Linked DNA regions of Homo sapiens: region 1 is linked to region 2. A link is a loop called in an ENCODE intact Hi-C map of the cell type or tissue named here. Cell type or tissue: HepG2. All regions are shown on one strand. Each heading gives the region's core, and the rest is flanking DNA. Links, peaks and the distances in the headings are about the cores only.

Region 1 (2,500 bases), core at 1-2,500, 320 kb before region 2:
TTTTTTTCTGAGCCTATTTCCCATGTGGAGGCCGTCTTCATCCCATTTGGGCTATGACACCCACACTAATTGCGCCTCCACTGTTTAGAAACCTTCCTCGCCACCCTTCTGTAGGCCAAAAGTTAAAGTTCAAGGTGTTGGCTCAGTTGGTTTCTTCTGAAGCCTTCTTGGCTTGTACATGGCTGTTTTGTAAATGGCTGTCTTCTCCCTGTGTCCTCACACCGTCTTTCTTCTGGGTGTACATGTCTGTCCAAATCACCACTTCTTGTAAAGACACCAGTTATGTCGGATTAGGGCCTATACTAATGACCTCATTTTAACTTAACCTCTTTAAAGTACAGTCACATTCTGAGGTACTAGGGGTTAAGACTTCAATATATGAATTTGCAGGGGGTGGGGCACAGTTCAGCTCATAATAGTGTTCTATTCAGCTTCCACTTGAGTTTAGTTCTCTTCTTCCTGAAGAAGTTCTTTAGCAAAAATCTGTGGAAATAAGCCATAATCTTGATTATACCTGAAAAACTCATTTCTTTCAGCCTTGCTGTAATCTCTTTTGTGCTGCTGTAACAGAACCATAGACTGGGTAATTAATAATGAACAGAAATGTATTTAGTTCACAGTTCTGGAGGCTGGAAAATCCAAGATTGAGAGGTCGCATCTGGTCAGGTTCTTCTTGCTGCATTATCCCATGGCAGAAGGTGAAAGGGCAAGAGGCGGAGAGAGAAAGCTCAATCAAACCCGCAGCCTCAGGCCCTTTTATAATTGGCATCAATCCATTTATGAAGGTGGAGCCCTCATGACCTAAGCACCTCCCATTAGATCCCACCTCCCAGCACCGTTGCATTGGGCATTAGGTTTCCAACACATGGACTCTGGGGGACACAATCAAATCACAGCAAGCCTGAAGTAATTTTCCTGAGCATAATATTCTAGGTTGGTAATTATTTTCCTTAGCATCTTGAAAACATTCCTGCATTTATTTAACGTGTATTTACTGAGCCCCTATTATGTTTCAGGCGCCATTCTAGGTGCTGGGGATACAGCAGTGAACCAGACCAAGTCCCTGCCTGCTCCTGGGGAGTATGCACTCTAGTGGGAGGAAATGAAATGGCATTTGTACAAATTGTATGAACATAAGCTTTCATTTCTCTAGGGTAAAGAGCTAGGGGTGGGATTACTGGGTCACATATAAATGTATATTTAACTTTATAAAGAACGGTCAGGCTGGGTGTGGTGGCTCACGCCTGTAATCCCAGCACTTTGGGAGGCTGAGGCGGGCGGATCGCGAGGTTAGGAGTTCAAGACCAGCCTGACCAACCTGGTAGAAACCCCGTCTCTACTAAAAATACACAAAAAATTAGCCAGGCTTGGTGGCATGCACCCGTAATCCCAGCTAGTCAGGAGGCTGAGGCAGGAGAATCACTTGAACCTGGGAAGTGGAGGTTGCAGTGAGCCGAGTTCATGCCACTGCACTCCAGCCTGGGGGACAGAGCAAGACCCCGTCTTAAGAAAAAAAAAAAAAGAAAGAACTGCCAAATGTTTTCCAGAATAGTTTTACCATTTACATTCTTGCCAGCAATATATGAGAATTAGTTGCTTTTTGTATTCCTAGAGTTTCTATGTCTTTCCGTGTTGCACCTAGGAGAGTTATTGTCCAATTCATTCGTTTTCTATTGACTTTATTCAGACTAGAATTTAGGCTATTAAGGTGGGTTTTTTTTGAGATGGAGTTTCACTCTTGTTGCCCAGGCTGGAGTGCAGTGGTGTAATCTTGGCTTACTGCAAACTCCACCTCCCGGGTTCGAGTGAGTCTTCTGCCTCAGCCACCTGAGTAGCTGGGACTACAGGCCTGCACCCTATATCCAGCTAATTTTGTATTTTTTGTAGAGATGGGGTTTCACCATGTTGGTCAGATTGGTCTTGAACTCCTGACATCAGGTGATCCACCTGCCTTGGCCTTCCAAAGTGCTGGGATTACAGGCATGAGCCATTGCGCCCAGCCTAAGATGGGCTTTTTACATGTACATAGACCTTTTTTGTTTCCAGGAATTCTAATTAGTTAATCATAGTCACTCATTTTTGTTTTATTTCTACCAACTTTAGTATCATAATTTCTTGTTCATTTTCTGGAAGCCAGTTATCCCTTTTATCTTTGTGAAGACACTAAATATAATTTATGTTAACATCAGTTTTGGAAGACTCTTATTTTCTCTAAAGTAAATTAATCTTAAAAATAAATGTGTTGTTTTTTTTTTCTTAGCATTTAATTCCTCATGTATTCAAATTTTGGATTACAGATTCTAAGTAGGAATTTATCCTTCTTTCTGCACTTACCCTTTTCTGTCTAGTAATTTTATATTGCTTCCAACTGGATTCCTGTGGCCTGAGCCAGCTCTTAAATTACCAGCATAAGATCCCTGTCCTGGATGTTATAGTGATACTTAAGATCATATATCAGCCAGGTGTGGTGGCTCACGCCTGTAATCCCAGCACTTTGGGA
Region 2 (12,419 bases), core at 4,973-7,472:
AGATCACATGGTAACTCTTAGCCAATCAAAAGGGGCAAAGTGGGATGCTTGCAGTTCCTTTTTGGCCTAGGAAAAGACAGATTCAAATTAACATCTAAATGTAGGAAGGAAGCACATTGAAAATTCCAATGGTAATGCTGTTATTTAGTATCAAGGAATACTGATTCCTAAAGTCAATTGCCTAGTAAAGAATCAAGAAGGTAAAAATATAAGCTATCTATTTATTCATTCTTTTGAGGTAACAAAAACTAATATGAGGTAAAAAAAAAAATCACTCTTCTAGGGTTGTTGATGGACACCTCTTACCCTAGAAGGAGGGTGAGTTTTTCTCTTGGAGGATCTCAGTGACACTGGGACAATTAGATAATGGTTAGAGAGAGAAGGACACACCTCTAGATTAAAGGTGATGCTTGAACTCCCATGAACTCAAATATCCCTGCTGGTCTTTGGTTTCTCACTACCAACACTGGAGTTTGAGATTTGCTCTCTAGCTGAATCAAATAGAAGTATATTAGGTGAACACCTTGGGGGAGCTTTAAAAGTAAATTCCAGCGATCTTGCCTTGAGACAGCTGCACAGTCAGGAGCTTATGTCGTTCTCGTCTCATCACTTAATTCCTGCCCGAAACAGAATTTAGAGATGATGTCTCTCATCTCTAAGATGATTAGAGATCATCATGAGATCAGAAGTGACAGTTTCATCTCCCCTGGTCACAAGCAAGTGGCCTCAGAATTTCTTCCCTCCCACCAAGGGAAGAGGCACAGTGACAGTTGTGTCTGAGAACAGAACTTGACACATTAAGTTCAAAAATATCTTCCACCCAGCAGTATCCTTCTTATGACCACTTCATCCGGGAGTAAAATTATCTTTTTAAAGTGGCACTGGAGTAGAAATGGTTTCAAATTCTCCACTGCCTTTAGTTGGTAGTTTGCAAAGTGTTTCCAACCCAGCATAGTCACTGAGCCAGTTTTACCTTCACCTCTCTTCTGCATACTGCCTGTGAATAAGGCCCTGTGCATAGAGCACTGTGCATGTAGTCCTGTTCCCTACACAGCACCTAGAAAATAGTTGGTGAACCAGCCACCAGAGAAGGTCTCCTTAGCATTCTGTAAAACCGGGAGGAGGGAATGGCCCTACCTTGTGTTTCTAGGCAGGCTTGTTTCATGCAGACATTGCCCTCAAGAGCAAGGTGAGAGGCCTTTAACAGATGTTTATTGAATGAATTAAAGGTGGTTATATATTCTGGTTTGCAGCAGGGAAACAGGGAAAGCAGGCAGTACATTGGGAAAGGGAGGCTCTTCTTAGCCCTATTTATATCCTGTCTGCCTGTGGTCCCACCTGCTGCAAGAAGCTGCTGATCGTCCCTTGTTTGCTCCTGAAGGGGGCAGGGATGCTATAGAGTCATGTTTAGCATTTAAATTCATCCAGTTTTCTCCATTTCTTCTGCTACTGTTTTATCTCCTCACCGTCATCTCCTGCCTGCCTCGCCCTTTCACACTAAAGCCACAGCAAACTTTCTAAAGTGCAAGTATAACTGCCCCACATTCTTTAGGTCCTGTACTTTAGAACTTGTATATGTACATTCCCTTGCTTAGGGTACTCTTTCCATCCCCACCCACCTTTGCCTGGCTGCCTGCTTCTCATCTTCGTTTGTTATTATCTTCAGGAATCCTTCTCTGATCCCTGCTTGGCTGGGCTACCCACTCTGTCACCCTCCCTGAGTCTTCCAATTACATTCTTTACATCCTTCTTTTCAGCATGTGCTTTCATTTGCTGTGTTATAATCCCCTCTCCCTCTTTCCCCTCTTACTTCCCCCGACCTCTCCTCCTTCCCTTTCCCTCCACCTTTTCTTCCCCTCCCCGTCCAGTCCACCTAACCCTTTCTCTTCCCCTCCCACCTCTGCCTCTCTCTCCCTCTGTTCCTGTTGAACTATGAGCTCTATAAGGACAGAGACAGGGCTTTATTTACTATTGTATCTCCAATGCTTAGACCAATCCCTGACACACAGTTGGTGCTCAGTAAATATTTGTTTGACAAATAAATAGAAAAATCAGGAAATAAGAATTTTCTACCCTGCCAGATTCCATTGGGTTATTTAATGTAAAGATTAGCAAGTAATATTTCAGTACCATTGGCCCTGTTTATCTACAGCTTCCACATCTGAGGATTCGACCAACCTTGGATCAAAAATATTCAAAAATTAAATTAAATTAAAAATAAGAATACAGTCATAAAAAATAATACAAATAAAAACCAATAACTTATAACTGTATTTACATAGCATTTACATTACATGAGGTATAAGTAATCTAGAGATGATTTAAAGTGTACAGGAGAATGTACATAGATTGTATCCAAATACTGTGCCATTTTATATCAGGGAATTGAGCATCCTTGGAGAGTTCTGGTACCAATCCCCCACAGATGCCAAGGGACAATTTTACTCCCATTTGTCTTAGAATTAAATGGAAGAAAATTAAAGCCAATGTAAATCTCCACCTACTGTCTCTGTGCTGGCTTGTCTCCCTCGTCTTCATGATCCCATGAGGATAACAGTCTCTTTGCTTCTGGCTTCCATTGGTTTCAGCAGGAGATTGGAAGTTATAAAGAGAATGTCCTCACCCAGCCACTGACACGATCCTTTTACCTTGTCCTGTCATTGTGTATTTTCATTACCTGGAATAAATATTGGGATGCTAATTAAAAGTGTTTACAAATATAAAATTTGTGGGCTTATTGCTGCTACTTTGTTTGTGGGTGGGGGAGAGAGAAAGAGTAAGAGATAGGGAGAGAGAAACAGAAATAGGAGCTGGTTTAGAATGCCTATCTTTGCATTTCAGAAAGAGGAGAAAGGAGTATTTTTGTTTGAAAAGTAAAGGTGTTATAACAAACTCCCTTATTTTGCACATATTTTAGGAAATCTCTGATTGGAAGGAGTGATTTAAATGGGAAACGTTCCAAAATAATCACTAAGGAGAACATCTCTCAACCACGAGGAATTGCTGTTCATCCAATGGCCAAGTAGGTATTTGTAAAAATAAGGCACTGCTCTGCAGAGGTCATGTGACAGTTCATGGTTGATATGCTAGTGTCCAAAACCAGAAACCAAGAAAATCCATGCAATTTGTTCAAATCTTCAGCATGAATTCCTCATGCTTTTAATGTCTTGATTTTCTATTCTTGTATAATAATTTTATTGTTAATATGCTCTTTTAAATAAATTCAGTTTGTTTTTGAAAGAAAAATGCACTGTAATTCATTAACCAACTAGACTCAAGCTCATTCATCTACTTTCTTTAAAAATTTGCATTGTTGTTTACTGAGCAGAAAAGGATATTTGGATTATATGACTTATAGATTCTGTTTAGAAAAATCACAAGATATAGGTCATTCCTAGATTTTAGATGACAGAAAACAGAAACTGTGAAAGGTTAGAAGACTGTGCTGTTAATTGTGAGTTAGTGACACATTTTCATTTACAGATTAGAGATTTAAGGACAATAAAGAATTTCTTCCTAGTTGTTAAAAAACAAAGATAAAAACCAACCCTATTTTATTTACACTGGAAATTTCACAATGATTTATGGGAGATAATATATTGATAGTAGTTGATAATTGATTTGGAGCCAGCCAAATGATTAAAACTGTGAGAACGTAACCATTTCTAAATAGGCCAATAAAAATTATGAACCATATTGACTTCAAAAAAAATGTGCCCAGCACCTGATTTATGGAAGTTGAAATTAACTGAGTTAATAGAGTACATTGCATAAAACTGGGTAACAGATAAATATGATCTTTCCTTTATGTTGTAGTTTTACAAATGCAGTGAATTTTACATATGCATAACAGAAGAACAGGCGAGCAAGATTTCATTGCCTTTTTGCAGTACAAAATGCTAATTCAAGAATATTTTACTCAAGCCTATTTACTCATGACTATTTTATTAGTCATATATTGCAATTTTTAAACCAATTTCTTTTTTAATCTAATGATCTGAGCTTTAATTCAACATTTCTTTTCGAAGATGCTTTACATAGACAAGTTAATTGCTCTGCATTTCAAAATTATTTGCCGAACATACAGCGCTATCTCTTCTTCTGTATTCCTTAGTGTACCACTTTAGTATATCATGAGGTAATTTACATTGATATTTTCAATGATGAAAGAACAGAATAATTTATTTCATGCAGATATTATTTGTTGTGTGCTTTCTTGATTAAAGGAGATTATTCTGGACTGATACAGGGATTAATCCACGAATTGAAAGTTCTTCCCTCCAAGGCCTTGGCCGTCTGGTTATAGCCAGCTCTGATCTAATCTGGCCCAGTGGAATAACGATTGACTTCTTAACTGACAAGTTGTACTGGTGCGATGCCAAGCAGTCTGTGATTGAAATGGCCAATCTGGATGGTTCAAAACGCCGAAGACTTACCCAGAATGATGTAGGTGAGGCTTTGGGATGGGCGATTTTTTCATCTTGACTGAGTGTTTATGAGTGTTAAATACAAAATATGTTTACACACACACACATACCACTTAGCCGTATGGGTGAATATGGAATAGAGACAGACTTCTCCAGGGAATCATGAGCTGCAAAGCTTACCTTAACATTGGAATACGGGGTAAAAAATAGTGTTGCGTAATCATTTCTCTTTCTGAGAAGTCCCAAAATCAGAATGAAAATATTAAAATTTTCTAAACTCCTTTAGGAATAAGAACTTGGTTCAGCTGTTTTCATTTCTTATGTTTTAGAAAAGTTGTTTCACAACAGTGATATTATAGGCAATTTTAGGCATGAATGAATGTCAGTTGATAACTTGTGCAAAGATTAATATAGTTTCCTCCCCTATTATTTTCAGATTTTACATGGGGTGTCATATATTTTCATAAATATCTTTAAAACATTGTAGCTCATGCCAGCTGTTAAAAGAAGTACAAAATGGCAATGAAATAAGCAGTGGGAAATTTATTTTGACTCCAGGAATGTACAAAGACAGTATTTAAACTGGGCCATGTGGTAAATAGATGATGACAAAAGATTATAAGCCTGCAAAAATTGGCCTTTGTATGTTAGTACTACCAGGATATGTTGACTAAACTTAAATTCTGAATTTAGTAGAGGGGCATTGAATGTTCTTGCACATAAAATGTATATGTTAAGATTGGCATCTCTGGATAGCTGCTTAGGTAAAGTATAGGAGTTCGATTGGAATTTGGAGAGAAGGAAATCTGTTAGAAGCCTATAGTGGTTGTCCAGGCAACAACTGGTGATGGTCTGAGTTTGAACATTGTCATTTAAAAATGGAATGAAGGATTATGATATTAAAAATTATTGTGCATAAAAAATTAAGAGGATTTTGTAACAGATTGCATATAGAAAATGAGAGCCAGGGAAGTGTTGAAGATGCTTTGGAGAGTTAGAAATTGGTTGGGAAGATGAAAAAACATGGTTTCTCTCATTTAGGAAGAAGCTAACCAACTAATAATCTGTATAAGATACCTATTTTGCCCATTCTCTTTGGCTTAAGATAAGTATAATTTAAAATTTTATGTATTTATAAGATTCTCTAAAAATTAAAGATATACTTCACAATAAGTGATATGCTTATGCACAACCTTAGACTTTATCATCCTTTTACTTCAGGGGTATTTATTGACACATTACAGGAACTGAAGATACAGTGGAGGGTAAAACAAATATGATATCTGCAAAGCCAAGGAATCTAGTGCAGAACACATACATTACTAAAAAAAAAAAAATCATCCAGGCTGGGCATGGTGGCTCACACCTGTAATCCCAGCACTTTGGGAGGCCAAGGTGGGAGGATCACTAGAGCCCAGGAGTTCGAGTCCAGCCTGGCCAACATGGCGAAACTCTGCTCCACTAAAAATACAAAAATTAGCTGGGCATGGTGGTGAGTGCCTGTAATCCCTCTGCCACTCAGGAGGCTGAGGTGAAAAGATCACTTGAGCCTGGGATGTTGAGGCTGTAGTGAGCCGTGATTGTGCAACTGTACTCCAGCCTGGGTGACGGAGTGAAACCGTCTCAAAAAATACAAAAACCAAAAAATACATCACCCAAATAAATGTAAAATTGTATCTTTGACATAAAAAGGTAGAAAGGAATTTGAAAATTTCTAACCCGAATGTGAGGACACTATATTTTAAACTAAAAAGCATAGCAGATACTTTGTGTATCATTTATATTGCTACTATATTGTATGACTAATACAACTATTGAAGGCCATTATCAAATAATTTTATATTAAATTATGTAAGTAACATTCCCATTATTACAGTGCCATCTACTGGTATATATGTGGTGGCTTCCCAGCTGCCAGTTAAGAATTTCTTCTAAGAGTGGATGTTCCATGCTGTTACCACAAAAATGATAACTGAGGTAATGCATTTGTTAATTGGCTAGATTCAGCCATTCCACAATGTATATATATTTTAAAACATCATGTTGTATGCAATAAAAACATATAATATTGTTTGTACATTAAAAATGTATTTTAAAAGGTTGAAGATATTCTTAATTTAAAATGCAATTAATTGTGGTTCTTCTGTAAACAAAAAATAAGAAAGATTATGTCTAGTGTGAGGTATTTGTTTAAACACTATAGCTAATTCTAACATGTGCTTTAACATGGATTAATTCCTGAGGACATTATGCCAAGTGAAATAAGCTAGTCACAAAAAGACACGTACTGTACAATTCCAATTATTTGAGGTATCTAGAGTAGCCAAATTCATAGGAAAAGAAAGGAGAATGGTGGTTTCCAGGGGATGTGGGAGAGGAAATGAGAAGTTGTTTAATGGACATAGAGTTTCAGTTTTGCAAGATGAAAAAATTCTGGAGATTGGTTGTACAACAATGTGTGAATGTACTTAACACTACTGAACTTAGAAATGGTTGAGCTGTTAAGTTTTCTGTTATGCTTTTTCACCATGATAAAAAAGAACTATAGCTATGTTAAAAATTCCCTTGCTGTACTTAAGGCTTTAATTTGGGACAAAGGGCCAGAGACTAGAATGAATCTTAATGACCCTGATCAACAATGATAAGTGGAGACTCATTGTAACCAGAACAAGTTATTTGAGTTTGCCACCAGTAGGGGAAGACATTCATTCTAATCTGTCAAATCCATTGTTCGTTTACAAAAAGAGTGGTCTGTGGGAATGTGAGTAGCCTTGATTAAAACATCCAACTTCAGCCTCCTTAGCTTTAGTCTCTAACCACCTGAGATAGAACGTTAAAACATTCCCTTGCGTATTCAATACTTGCATGCCTTCTCAGAGCAGTTCCAGTGGCACAGAGAGGTAGGTTTGGTGAAGGTGGGCTCAGAAAGATGCCCACTTACTGTTAGTAGGAGGCATGAAAATGGAGGCAGCTGATAATAAATGACTCTTTCAAAAATGTGGCTAAAAAGGGAAGGAAAGAGACAAGGAGGAGCTAGAGGGGTCACGGGGATGAGGAAATGAAGATGGGAGAGAGGTTATAGTAGACAGAGGGAACAAAGCTAGTGGAATGAAGAGAGGGAAGATGTAAGAGAAAGGGGGTGGTCGTTGATGGATCCAGGCCCTAGAGAAGGCAGGAAGGGTGACATCAGGGGCACAGGTCAATATTAAATAAGGAGAGAGGGGAAAGAAGGTGGGGGACTAATGCAGGCAAATGTGTTGGTGGAGATGGGAATGTGGGGAGACTCTTATACAATTACCTCAAATTTTGAAAAATCCTTACAAGAACTTGTGAATTTGATCTACCCCTTATTACTGCTGCTCAAAAGAGTAGGAACCTAAGGCAAAGAGTGGTAAGATAAGTTACTCGAGTTTAGTCTATAAGTAGCGACAGATGTACTAAACAAGGAAAATTCCACCTTTCTCCTTCATGGGGCTAGGACGACAATCAGCCCACATTCTCCCACTCTGCAACTGCTGGGTGATAGTGGGCCTTGCTGGGACCTCATGCCACTATGCTCCCATTCTAAGGTGACGTTCCCTCCTCATGTGGGCTTTCCTTGAGGCAGGTGTGTGAGTCGGTGGCTCACTCATAACTTGCTGAGTAGCTAAAGAGCTGATTTAGTGTAGGAATGTTGTGTAAATTTCAAGCCTTGTCCTTTCGTAAATAGTCATTGCAAAGACAAAGAAGGTGTATTTAACAAACTTGAATTGTTTCCAGGTCACCCATTTGCTGTAGCAGTGTTTGAGGATTATGTGTGGTTCTCAGATTGGGCTATGCCATCAGTAATGAGAGTAAACAAGAGGACTGGCAAAGATAGAGTACGTCTCCAAGGCAGCATGCTGAAGCCCTCATCACTGGTTGTGGTTCATCCATTGGCAAAACCAGGTACATACTGGAGATGTTACACAGTCTTTCCTTGGCTGGAATCTGCAACTGTTTTAATTGTTTGATGTCATGCAGTTGGCGGGGGGGTGGAGGGGATTTTGTAACTTTCACTAACTGTGTAGATGTTAAGATTTTCTAAGATTTAAGTTTGTTTAAGACAATCTGGTAGTTTGGTAATTGGGGCTTTATCCCTCCAATTTCACCTCTTTTCTTGAACAACTTTTACTTACCTGCTGCATTTCGAAGAGCCTTGGGTTAAGGCAGGCAATTTAGACACCGGCAGTGGAAGCTTCTGTCGACACTTGGACCTTTCCATACCCCTGAGGAGTGAGCAAATGGAAAAGGCATTTCACATTTTATAGTAGCTCTTCTTTCTGAATTGCTCTTTGTCAGTTTGACTAGATGATGAGTCAGGAAATAAGAATCACATTTGACTAAAGAGCTTCTTGAAAAAAGTGCTGGCTATACCCAGTACTAATAAGGTAATAACATTCTGGGCTTATCTTAGAATCAGTGGCTCCTTGGGGGAACTCTTCTGAAATAGCTATTGATATACCCTCTATTTAGATACACTGCATTTCTCTCCCTAAAAGCTATAGCTCCCTAAAAGCAAGCTGTAGACTTGCATTAATGGCATCCTTTTCATCTTCAAACCCACTTGTGAATTTGTTTCTTTTCTCTACTAGGAGCAGATCCCTGCTTATATCAAAACGGAGGCTGTGAACATATTTGCAAAAAGAGGCTTGGAACTGCTTGGTGTTCGTGTCGTGAAGGTTTTATGAAAGCCTCAGATGGGAAAACGTGTCTGGCTCTGGATGGTCATCAGCTGTTGGCAGGTAATATAATAAATTATGTGGCAAATTACCTAACGTTGGCTCAGAAATACAGCTGTACATCAATCTTTATGCTTTTGCTGATTTTGAATATTTTGGATGTTAAAAGTTCTCCTGTTTTTAGGAATGCTAAGAATTTGTTTGTTTATTTGTTCTCTTCTGCTGAGTTTTGAGTTCCTTATTACAGGCAAAATTCAATTGACCTCTAGTGGTAACAGTCTTAAGCTCCAAGCCCTCCACCTCCCCATTTATAGTGGAGTGGGTCCCAGGCTTGGAAATAAATGCCAAAATGCTATCACCTCACAAAAATGTTCAGCGATATTTTGTTTAGAAGTTTTATGTCCTCAATTTTAGAGGTAGTAGTATATGATCTCTTATCACATGACAGGTCTTAATAAGAAAATCAAAGTCCTTTATAAAAAATAACTTCAGGATATCAGACAAATGTGGGAAATCCAGCCTGAGAAGGCTTGTGATGTACTTTTTTACAAACTAGATATGACTTTGAGGAAGAGGAAGAGTAAACCAAGTGTGAGGTATAACCAGTAGTACTTATTTGCCTCCCTTGAATGTGCACCCAAACAATCTGGGCATCTGTGGATTCATCCCTTGATATCTTTCTAGCAGAAATATACCAAAGATAATTTACATTTTATTAAATTTTTTAAAAATTTATATTTATCTGGTAGGCATGGTGTAAATATAAGTAAAGTAACAGATTGATGAAAAATAAACAAAAGTTATGCAATGAAAAAAAGAGGCTAGTTTCAGCTCACAATTCAAAATTTACTTATGTTTTTCCTCTAGCTAACCATCATAACTTTAGTATGCACTGAAAGAATTTATATGCATTTCTTATTTTATTACATAGAGTGTTAAAAAGCTGTGTAGTCAATGGTCAAGAGTTTTAAAAATTAATAATTCTTATTGATTCACAACAATCTTCTTGTGAAACTGGGTTTTATTTTTATTTTTTGAGACAGGGTCTCCCTCTGTTGCTCAGGCTGGAGTACAGTGGCATGTTCATGGCTCACTGCAGCCTTGGCCCCACCCAGGCTCAAATAGCTGGGACCCTACCTTAGCCTCCTAGTAGCTGGGACCACAGGCATGCACCACCATGCCTGGCTAATTTATTTTTATTTTTATTTAATTTATTTAAATTATTAATTATTAATGTATTTAAATTATTAATTTATTTTATTTTATTTTTATTTTTTGTAGAGACAAGGTCATGCTATGTTGCCTAGGCTGGTCTTGAACTTCTGGCCTCAAGTGGTCTTCCCACCTCGGCCTCCCAAAGTGCTGGGATTATAGGTGTAAGCTACCCTGCCCAGCCAATTTTTTTTTCTTTTTCTTTTTCTTTTAATTTTTTTGAGACAGGGTCTTGCTCTGTCACCCAGGCTGGAGTGCAGTGGCAAGATCTCAGCTCACTGCAACCTCTGCCTCTAGGGTTCAAGAGATTCTCCTGCCTCAGCCTCCCGAGTAGCTGGGATTACAGGCGTGCACCATCATGCCCAGCTGATTTTTGTATTTTTAGTAGAGACAGGGTTTCACCATGTTGGCCAGGCTGGTCTCAAACTCTTGGCCTCATGTGATCCACCCGCCTTGGCCTCCCAAAGTGCTGGGATTACAGACATGAGCCACCGTGCCCGGCCTTTTTTCTTTTCTTTTCTTTTCTTTTTTAATATGAGTGTGTGGCAGTGAAGAGCTCAGCTACTGGTAGAGTTTGCTGTCATTTCCTTTTTCCATACTAAGACACCAGCTGTTGCCCACATTCCTTTTGCCATATCAGTACAAATGTGAACATGGTGGAAAAAGGCAGTTAACTTTATAGTATTATTATGAAAAGAATTATGACTTTAGGGACATTCTGAAGGATGAGCCCAGGGTTCTGTGGATCACAGTTTAGAAAACTGCTGTCTTACAGAATCCATTTCTCCCCTGTTCTGAGAGTGGGCAGTGCGAGAATCTTATGCCTGTATTAAATCATGACTTTTTAATGTCCTTTCATATTATAAGATGTAGGTAAAATCAGGCTAAAATAAGCATGAAAGCAGCATAAAGGAGGAAGCATGTGTATGGAAGACAAGTTGGGAAGATCATCTATTTTGTCCTTAATAACCGTGGGCTGTGATTATGAGCTGATCATGTCCCTGAGGGTTTTGGTATTTTACTCTTGTTTTTTGCCAGTACCTGAAAGAGTCCTATCTTTCTTCCGTACTGGTTCCTTATCCCCCGAATCATTAAGTGCTCAGTGAAAATGAGAGGGTGTGGGATAGCAGGGTGAGGTTTACTAAGTTACCAAGACCCTGACAGTTTCTCTGAATCCTCTTACTGTAAGAATGAGTCTGAACTCACAACCAATGAATAGTCGTAAACATAAATGAAATCAAACTTTTTTTTTGAAACAGAAAAGCTAAATTTAATTGCATCTATTGACCTTCAATAGGTGGTGAAGTTGATCTAAAGAACCAAGTAACACCATTGGACATCTTGTCCAAGACTAGAGTGTCAGAAGATAACATTACAGAATCTCAACACATGCTAGTGGCTGAAATCATGGTGTCAGGTATGAATAACTAGTTCTCCAATATACCTTTGGTTCCAACAGTTTCCATCCTACCAATGAGAAATTTTGAATTACCTTTCTAACTTAATATTGCCTAAGTTCTACACAAGGCTAATGAAACCAAACCTTGGACTCAAGTCTGTCTCTTCTGAATGATGTGCCTGAGAAAGATGGCTGCATATTAGTCTGGACATAAACAGGACACCTTGAGAGTCTTTGGGTGTGAGTCTTTGTTCTGTGAAGAAACAAAGTAACTTGGAAACAAAAGTAAAACACAGGACAACATATTTGAATGTATTTCCATCCACCCCTGATATTTTTGGTATTTGGTCCACCTTGCTGTTTTTCTATTAGCCTGAAAAGTTGATAGTAATTGATAAACAAATATAGGTTGAGCACTTCAATTGCTGCAGAAAGTCCACAAACAGCAAATGTTGGAATTCTTTTCTTCTGTGTTGCACATTTGTCACTAAAATGCCAAATCATGTGTTCAGTATGTAACAACTTTAGGGAACTTAAGTCTTTCTTGTTCCATATTCACCTAGGAGGTCAGTGGTTTTTCCAGCTGGGTTCAGCTCAGCCCTAGAGCTTCTGCAAACCCCATCCTTTCACTTTAGGTCACTGCCCTTCAAGCAGTGCAATTTGACTTTGAAACATTTTATT

What was found. A loop is a pair of places that touch in the nucleus more often than their neighbours do. Peaks named below come from ENCODE experiments on the same cell type or tissue, not always from the same donor. Only the 100,000 strongest peaks of a DNase experiment are listed, where the experiment ranks them.
Region 1: a loop joins it to region 2, with 3 times the contacts of the local background. A loop is called at or near these places in 3 of 110 quality-filtered maps.

The regions. Positions count from the first base shown.
Region 1 is chr4:109,651,873-109,654,372 of GRCh38, forward strand. The region is part of intron 1 of MCUB (mitochondrial calcium uniporter dominant negative subunit beta); the gene reads left to right. Among named protein-coding and RNA genes, the nearest start is that of CASP6, 50 kb to the right of the region's middle. In HepG2, for the core only: a CTCF peak has its summit at 1,090; no DNase peak of the experiment used is centred there.
Region 2 is chr4:109,971,786-109,984,204 of GRCh38, forward strand. It overlaps EGF (epidermal growth factor), which reads left to right. Exons shown (of 24, transcript NM_001963.6): 12 at 2,918-3,022; 13 at 4,227-4,450; 14 at 8,187-8,354; 15 at 9,041-9,190; 16 at 11,637-11,756. Among named protein-coding and RNA genes, the nearest start is that of EGF, 65 kb to the left of the region's middle. RefSeq lists an enhancer at 8,054-9,253. In HepG2, for the core only: a CTCF peak has its summit at 6,325 (motif pointing left); no DNase peak of the experiment used is centred there.